2 separate regions of the Homo sapiens genome follow, and region 1 is linked to region 2. A link is an interaction called in ENCODE POLR2A ChIA-PET data of the cell type or tissue named here. Cell type or tissue: A673. All regions are shown on one strand.

Evidence for each region. Peaks named below come from ENCODE experiments on the same cell type or tissue, not always from the same donor. Only the 100,000 strongest peaks of a DNase experiment are listed, where the experiment ranks them.
Region 1: POLR2A ChIA-PET joins it to region 2 with 5 read pairs; 2 of 35 experiments call an interaction of 5 or more read pairs at or near these places.

What each region holds. Positions count from the first base shown.
Region 1 is chr3:65,705,097-65,709,096 of GRCh38, forward strand. All of the region lies in intron 1 of MAGI1 (membrane associated guanylate kinase, WW and PDZ domain containing 1), which reads right to left. Among named protein-coding and RNA genes, the nearest start is that of MAGI1-AS1, 190 kb to the right of the region's middle. In A673, no CTCF peak of the experiment used is centred here; a DNase peak (open chromatin) is centred at 1,865.
Region 2 is chr3:65,753,200-65,757,199 of GRCh38, forward strand. All of the region lies in intron 1 of MAGI1 (membrane associated guanylate kinase, WW and PDZ domain containing 1), which reads right to left. The region is part of intron 1 of LOC107986018 (a long non-coding RNA gene); the gene reads right to left. Among named protein-coding and RNA genes, the nearest start is that of MAGI1-AS1, 140 kb to the right of the region's middle. In A673, no CTCF peak of the experiment used is centred here; no DNase peak of the experiment used is centred here.

The DNA of each region.
Region 1 (4,000 bases), 48 kb before region 2:
TTCAGAAGATTTTGCAAAAACTCTCATTGTCATGGTTTTAAGTCAAACTAAGTTCTTATCAAGGCCTATTTGAAGAAAAAAAAATTTCTAAGCTTACATTTGGATAATAAAGTGCTATTTTAAGTACTTTAATGTTTTCAGAGTATGTTAGCTTAACTGAGTATTTTCTCTGCCCTAGAAAATTTCACAAAGTGGTTAACATTCAGTGGCACACCAAGGCCAGCTATGATGTGCTTTTTGAATTTACTGAAATTCTAATTAAATACAGAGTATCTTAGTAAGCCCTCAAGAGGAGCAATACCAACAATACATTATCCCTTAAAAAAGCAACTGTGAGCATTCACTGAATTGTATACTTTAAAATGGTTAAGTTTGTGTTATGTGAATTTTACCCTGATTTGTACAAAAAGAAATTGTACAAGGTGCAAGTCAGTCTAAACAACCTCTGATGGTAATGCTTCTTTATTCACATGGGGAGCAGCCATGAGTATCACATTCAATTGCAGAAACCCTAATTTATGGCTTTGAATAATTCTCAAAAGCTAAGTCATAACAGATCTTGAACATTTTCACATACCCCTAGATAATTAGACATTAATGTGTCCCATTCCAAAGATTACTTGAGTTTGGAAAAGGAATTTCAAAATCAAATGGCTACAAAAGTTTGAGCTCACTAATATGAAACGAACTTTTAAGTCTCTTGTTCAGACAGGGTTAATGTATAGGTTTGGGGCTAATCCTTCCTCTCAACAGAGAATCTAATGGAGTGTTAGCATTAATGTTCTTATTGATTGGCAAAATAAATTCTTATGGTGAAGATATATTTCCTTATCTGCAGTATATTTCTGTAGATGAAATGTGGTATCATACAAACCCAGCTCTGAGTCCATGAGTAACAAATCCTTCTGTAAAGTACAAACTGACTGTATTTGTGAGAATATGCCTTTCAGCATTTTCTATTCAACAGCTCAGCAAACTAAGTTCTCCAATTAATTTTTTTTTCTAATCAATGTAATGAAAACATTAGCACTTTTGCTACATTTTGTCAGGAAAACCACTAGTAGATGGTACACGGGCTAGTTTAAATTTCATTTTGCTTTGCAAATGGGATTTAAAACAAAATAATCTTTACCAAATTGATGCTTCTGTCTGAAAGGACCAAAATTTATGTTTTAAAAAATGCTCTGAAATAGCAAACCATGGCAACTGTTGACATGAATGAGCTAAATCTGAGCGGAACTCTTAAAAGCCTCACTGGGATATTTAGCAACTATTCCAGAAAGACTAAGGCGCCATACCATAGCCTCTGCCTTCCCTGAAATTACCCAGCCTCCATTCACTGACTTAACAAATGTGCGCCCAGCACCTCCTGGGTGCCAAGCACAGTGGTCTGAATGGGAAACTGTCGAAAATGAGCCAAAGTCCTCTCTCTCAATGAGCTGGCAAACAGCATCACAACAGACTGTGCCAAATAAGGACAGAAGAAGGCTTGAGGTGGTTAGGAGTCCAGAATATCCTGGAGAGGAGTGAAAGATAAGGAGGATCCAGACAGGGGATGAGAAGGGAAAGAGATGTGGAGGGGAAATGGAAATGCAAAGGTCCAGAGACAAAGCAAATCTGACAGCATTACTGACTTCATGTTGACTACAGCGTAATGGATGGGTGGGTGGGGGGAACAGTATGGGATGGAAATGAAAACGCAAGCAGGAGCCAGAGACCACAGGACTCTCTCAGCCATGGTAATAAGTTCCAGCATGTTATTTTAATTGCAACAGGAAGACACTGAAAGACTTTATTCAGGATGCTCAATTTGCTTTAAATCCTAGTCCTATAATTCCATCTCACAAGACATAAACAAAAAATGTCCATACCAAAACCACCTGTGGATTTCATTTATCATTTCAAGTGAACCACCGTCTCGGCATGGCAGTCGGATAAACTAAAGACTTGGCAAAAGATTTCAGGGAATGACAGCTCATTGATCAAACACGAATGTGTTTGCCGTAGTTACTGTAGATGTTGTATAAACTTCTATTCCCAAAGTCTGACCAAACCTTAGATGTAGGCAACTTTCCTTCAGTGCTGATTGGCAGGGCTCTAATGTGTAATCTAAAAAGTGAACCTGCCATTTCACACTTCCAAATTAAATATTTAATGACTGATATGTTTCAGGGTTGATGCTATGCCACATAGAAGCACTTTGTCAAGAATCAAACCATGCAATTGAGATGGCAAAAGAGCACAGTGGCTCACACCTGTAATCCCAGCACTTTGGACGTGCAGCCTCGCCTCCCCGAGTGCCAGGGCAACCGGCCTGAGCCACAGCGGCTCCCTATCCCAGCACTTTGGGAGGCCGAGCCAGGTGATTGTTTGAGCCCAGGAGTTTGAGACCATCCTGGGCAACACAGTGAGACACTGTCTCTCTAACAAAAAAAATTTTTTAAATAGTCAGGCATGGTTGTGCGTGCCTGTAGGCCCAGCTACTTGGGAGGCTGAGGTGGGAGGACTGCTTAAACCTGAGAGGTTGAAGCTACAGTGAACCATGATGGGGTCACTGCACGGCAAACTGGGTGACAGAGTGATACCCTATCTCAAAAAAAAAAAAAAAAAAAAAGTTGGCAAAAGAATCCCTGGAGAAAAGATAATTATTAAGCCACAAAGATAAAAAGATATTTCACCAACTATGGATTTTACACACCCTCTCAAGCTTCTTTCTCAGTAAAACCTTTAAACTATATTGATAGCTGAACCAGAGAGGAAAGCAAGCCAATAAAATTAGGAGGTCGCTAAAAATCCAAAGTCATGGCCATGCCAATCCAACCTGCGGCTGTAACTGTGTGAAGAATATAAAACTGGCACATAGAAAGAATGAGGTAATATTGGATAAGGTATCAATGTCTACACACTTTAAAAGCATCTCACCATCAAAAAGTATGGAATTGGACATAGTTCTACATATGTCCTATTTACCAAAATAATCACCCCTATAAATGTAACCCACTTCCTGGAGTTGAAAAATAATCTTTAGAATCAACCTGACAAAGCCAATGCCTCTCTTACCTGAGGTTCAAGACAGGACAATGATTTACAGATAGGACCCAACCTGGCTTTTCCCCCCTTTTAAAGAAATCAATGGCATTTAAATATGGAAATGAATTGTTAAAAGAATAAAGAGATGGTAGTAAACGCCAAAAGAAGAGGAAGGTTAGCTTTCATTGGGATAAGTATCCTCTGTCCTCTTGTAATTACCAGTGAGAAGCTCTTCTGTGCCTGAGGAAGAGAGACAGAACAGGCTCAGAGGAGCAGCCAGGTGCTTGCTTCACTGATAGAGGTGACAGACCCCTCAGAGACGAAGAAGCAGAGACGGACTGGGAGATGCCACTGCCTCACTTAACTCAGAACATCTCTTTCTTTTGAAACTTGAATTTGGGGAGAAAGTGCTCAATTATTTCTTCTAGTTAAGGCTTGGGGGCAGTCAGGTGGGCAAATCGGTCATTGGTGGTGGGGAGGAAAGAAAAAAGGAAGGATGAAAAAGTGAGAAAAAAGGAAGGGAGGGAAGAAGAGGAGAATGATGGCAAGAGAGTAAAAAGCAAAAGAAGAAAGAAGAGAGAAAGAAAACGGGGGAAGGACAGAGAAAGAACAGACAAGAGCTAGCATTATATCTCTTCTGGTGGCTTCCAGACAGACTGCCATTCTTCTCAATCAACCCTTCCCTTCTTTCTTCTTTTTCTTCTTCACCAAATTCCAGGATACCTGGGTAGGTGATGAACATGAGGAGAAAGGAGAAACGGTAAATCCACCCAAGCAGGAAGGAGTAATTTCCAACTCTATCACCCATCTCCCAATGCCTCACAAATTCTGTGGCCTTAGAGGGGCAAACTGAGGTTTTATAAAGGTTAACAGAGGTTTTATAAGGGTTCTAATTTACCTGGACCTCAGAAGAGGGACAAGCCTGCACATCTGGGCTTTGGCATAACAGAAATTATGCTTAAAGTTAGCC
Region 2 (4,000 bases):
AACCACAGGGATGCATTGCAAATACACACACTCAGCTCACTTTGTGAGACCTAAACTGTCCAGGCTCGTCAGAATTTGTGGTATTATAGACACTCTGCCATCATCAACCCAATGAGAAAGCTGAGAAAAACACCAATACGAAGCACTCTCCTGCATATTATCTCACTGAATCTTCACCAAAAACACCTATGAACTGAGTATGGTTATTATCTCCATTTTATTGGTAAAGAAACTAAGAGTTAAAAAAGCAATCTGTCACGCCTGTAATCCCAGCATTTTGGGAGGCCGAGGCGGGAGGATCACCTGAGGTTCAGGAGTTCGAGACCAGCCTGACCAACACAGTGAAACCCCATCTCTACTAAAAATACAAAATCAGCCAGTCGTGGTGGCACATGCCTGTAATCCCAGCTACTCGGGAGGCTGAGGCAGCAGAATCACTTGAGCTCGGGAGGCAGAGGTTCCAGTGAGCCAAGATCGCACCACCACAAACTCCATCTCAAAAAAAAAAAAAAAAAAGTAATCTGTACCCATGTTATGTAGCTGGCAAGTGAAAGAGTCTAGACTCAACCCCAGGCAAGTTGATTCCAAAGCCCATTCTTTTAATCACCACACAAAACTGCCTCCCAGGAAGTAATATCCAGGAGAAAGAAAAGTAAAGTTGAAATTCTAGGAAAAGCAGAAGGGCCCAGAAGGAGCGAACCACCTAACTTTCGGATCATAGGCATGGGAAAGGACCACACAGCTGCAGGTATAGACTGTAGAGAATGTCTGACTGAACACAGTGTGTAAAGAATGAATAACTTATTGTGCCCTCTGCATTAGTTATAATTATACAAAATCTTTCTCATTGATCTTAGGGATTCCCAAAGAACTTTCTTCAATTCCCCATCCTCATTTTCTGTTTGCTTGAAATCTATCACATGATAGATATTGCTAAAATATAGTGACTTTTTACCAATGATTTTAAAGGATAAAAGCAAAATCCACAATTCCTTCTTATCACTGAGAGACAGAATTTTGATTACCGCAACAAAGAATCAAGCAAATATGCCACGATCTGATGTAAAAACAATGGCACATTTACGATTAATTTCCATCCTCATTCAAGTGATGTAGGAAAAAAATAATGAGCTAATTACTGAAGAAAGGAAAAAATAACTATCTAAAACATCTATCAAGGACTTATAGGGCACAGGAAAATTCATTCCTGTGCTCATTTTATGCTCACTCACTTGTTTTGGTCCCCAGATTTCTGTGTGTAATATCACTTTTCAAGATCAAGAAAGTTATTCCATAAGCCTTTGAAACAAGTATCTTATTAGATGTATTTCATGATTCACTTTCTGATGTTGAGCCTGCCTTTTTATCACTGCCACTTTCAAAGGCAATGTCTTAAGGAAAATAGTTTCGTGTACACTGGGTTTTCCCCTTAAAGGCAGTGCTAGTTTTAGGCAGCTAAAAGAACCAAAGCTTTGGAGAAGGCCCACTGGGTTTTCAAATAGTTTATTCTCACTATTTCAAACCAAATATGCCAAGTTACAAATGAACATATGGCAACATCTTAGCCAACCAGTTTGGATTACTGTCCAAATCGGAGACTAAATCTTGGAGATTAAACTTAATTTGGAGTAAGTATCAGCTAGTTTTCTATGTTTAAAAGGAAGTTATCTTTCATACAAAGAGAGGTGAGGAAGGGGCTGGCCAATTAAATAACTGTTACACCACAAATAGTATATTTATTTATTTATTATTTTTTAAATTTTTTTTTTTTTGAGATGGAATCTCACTCTGTCACCAAGGCTGGAGTGCAGTGGTGTGATCTTGGCTCACTGCAACCTCCATGTCCTGGGTTCCAGCAATTCTCCTATCTCCCTAGTAGCTGGGATTACAGGCGCGTGCCACGAGGCCCAGCTAATTTTTGTACTTTTAGTAGAGATAGGGTTTTACCATGTTGGCCAGGCTGGTCTCAAACTGCTGACCTCAGGTGATCTGCCCGCCCCAGCCTCCCAAAGTGCTGGGATTACAGGTGTGAGCCACCGCGCTCGGCCACAAATAGTACATTTGCATTATATCAGCTAATGTTTACAATTCACCCAAGGAGGTAGTTATTTCTGACAATCAAAGAGAAAAAGCTTAGAAAGCTTAAGTCATTCAGACATGTTCAGGGTCATATCTGATATGATCCAACCCATACTCTTTGCTCTATACCTTTGGTCTCTGATATCAGAATATTCACTCAAGCATGTGAAAGTGTATCTGAATTAAAAATCACTATTTTGTATAGAGTACTTCGGGGGCAAGGGAACAGTGGGGGTGGTAATTAGAATTCATTTCTTCTAGACAGTCTGTGATAGGATTCAGCATCAAGTGGTAGGAATTTACACATAGGCATATAAAATGAATAAGTCTTCTAAGAAAATGTAAATGAGACCCAAGGTTACAACTATATATGTTTATGGCCTTCAGGAAGGTTAGCATAATGCTGTAGTATTTTCTCATGTGAATAATGAAACTAACTTACCCACAATTGAGTAAGCCTAAAAAAAATTCAGGCAACAGCTATTCTGCAAAGTTACCATTATTATTAAAATAAAATCTTATTAACCTCATGCCAACTCATTTCAGATAGTTCTAATTTAAGAAAACTGTTACCCTGCAGGCAACCTTATGCATTATCATGCTGCAATATAAACACTGAATAATCTAAACCTAGATAAATCAAAATCTGTCATTTCTGATCACTTACATTTCAAATTCATAGTCTTAACCATTTCTTACTTCTAGATAAGCTCTCCCCTTAAGTCTTTAAAATAATTTCAACTTTCACAATGAAAGATTCCAAAGATTTTCTATAACTGGGAACAACTACACAATGTTCGTGAAGTTAAAAATTATCGTGTCGGGGCTTATAGACTTCTCTCTTTTCCAACTTAGTTCGCTCTGTAATTGATCCCCTCTTACAGAGAAGAAAAGGGACAATTTGATGTAGTTTTCCACTTAGTGGATCCCTGAGAAAAAAATAAAGAGTTAGAGACTAAACTCTTCTAAAGATGGCCAGTGGGGAAAAAAATTGTGTGCATTTTTACACAGCATAAATAAGTTAAATGGTGGTGCATGTCGGTGTGGATGAGAACAATGTTCTCACAAGTGATGGGGATCTAAAGAAAAGAGAAGCTGCAAGATTTCGGTAAAAGTTGCATGTACTAGTAAATTTAGAACACTTTAAATAGCTCATAAAAACATGAGCAAAGGTCATACTTCTCATGGGGACCCTGCTTATTTAAATAAAACCCTGCCCTAAGACAGAACAGGAGCATGGCTTTATAAATGATATATGTTCATCCCAGCGTCTGGCTCCTGGTGTCAGCAGAGGTCTCTACTGTAACAAGTCTTTCATAAGCATCTCTGTACATCCTGAGATATGTCCTTTGCCAACTGTACACACTCTGAAGTGCATTATGGTGCCACAGTCTCTTCCTGTAAACTACCTTTATGAAAAATTACAGTCATATTTCCAGATGACATATTCGGAAGTCATCAGGAGACAGTCTTACCTTCAATACAGAGTGTTCAGAGAATAGAGTTAAAATGAAAGCTATACAGCCTCAACTAAAACAACAGAATACCCACATACACAAACACACCATCATACAAGGAAGACACTTTATTACCTATCCCTGATGAAAAACAGAATTCCTCTGGTAATGAACTTACATCTGAACCCATACACGGAATGCCAAATTTGAAAGTATTTTAGTTAAAGAAAATAACTCAAATACCATACTGAAATAATTCTTTTCAGACACTTAAGAAAACATACTGCAGAATCTCATAATCTATCACAGCTTTGGGTTGCTACCTCCTTGCCGGGAGGTTTATAAAATCACTCAAGAGCCCTTCTCAAATTATGTAGCTTTCCATTTGCTACTTTTTAACAGTAACTTGGAGAGAAAAATATATTTGATTGTCTATGTTAACTCTTTTAATTTTCACTGAGTTT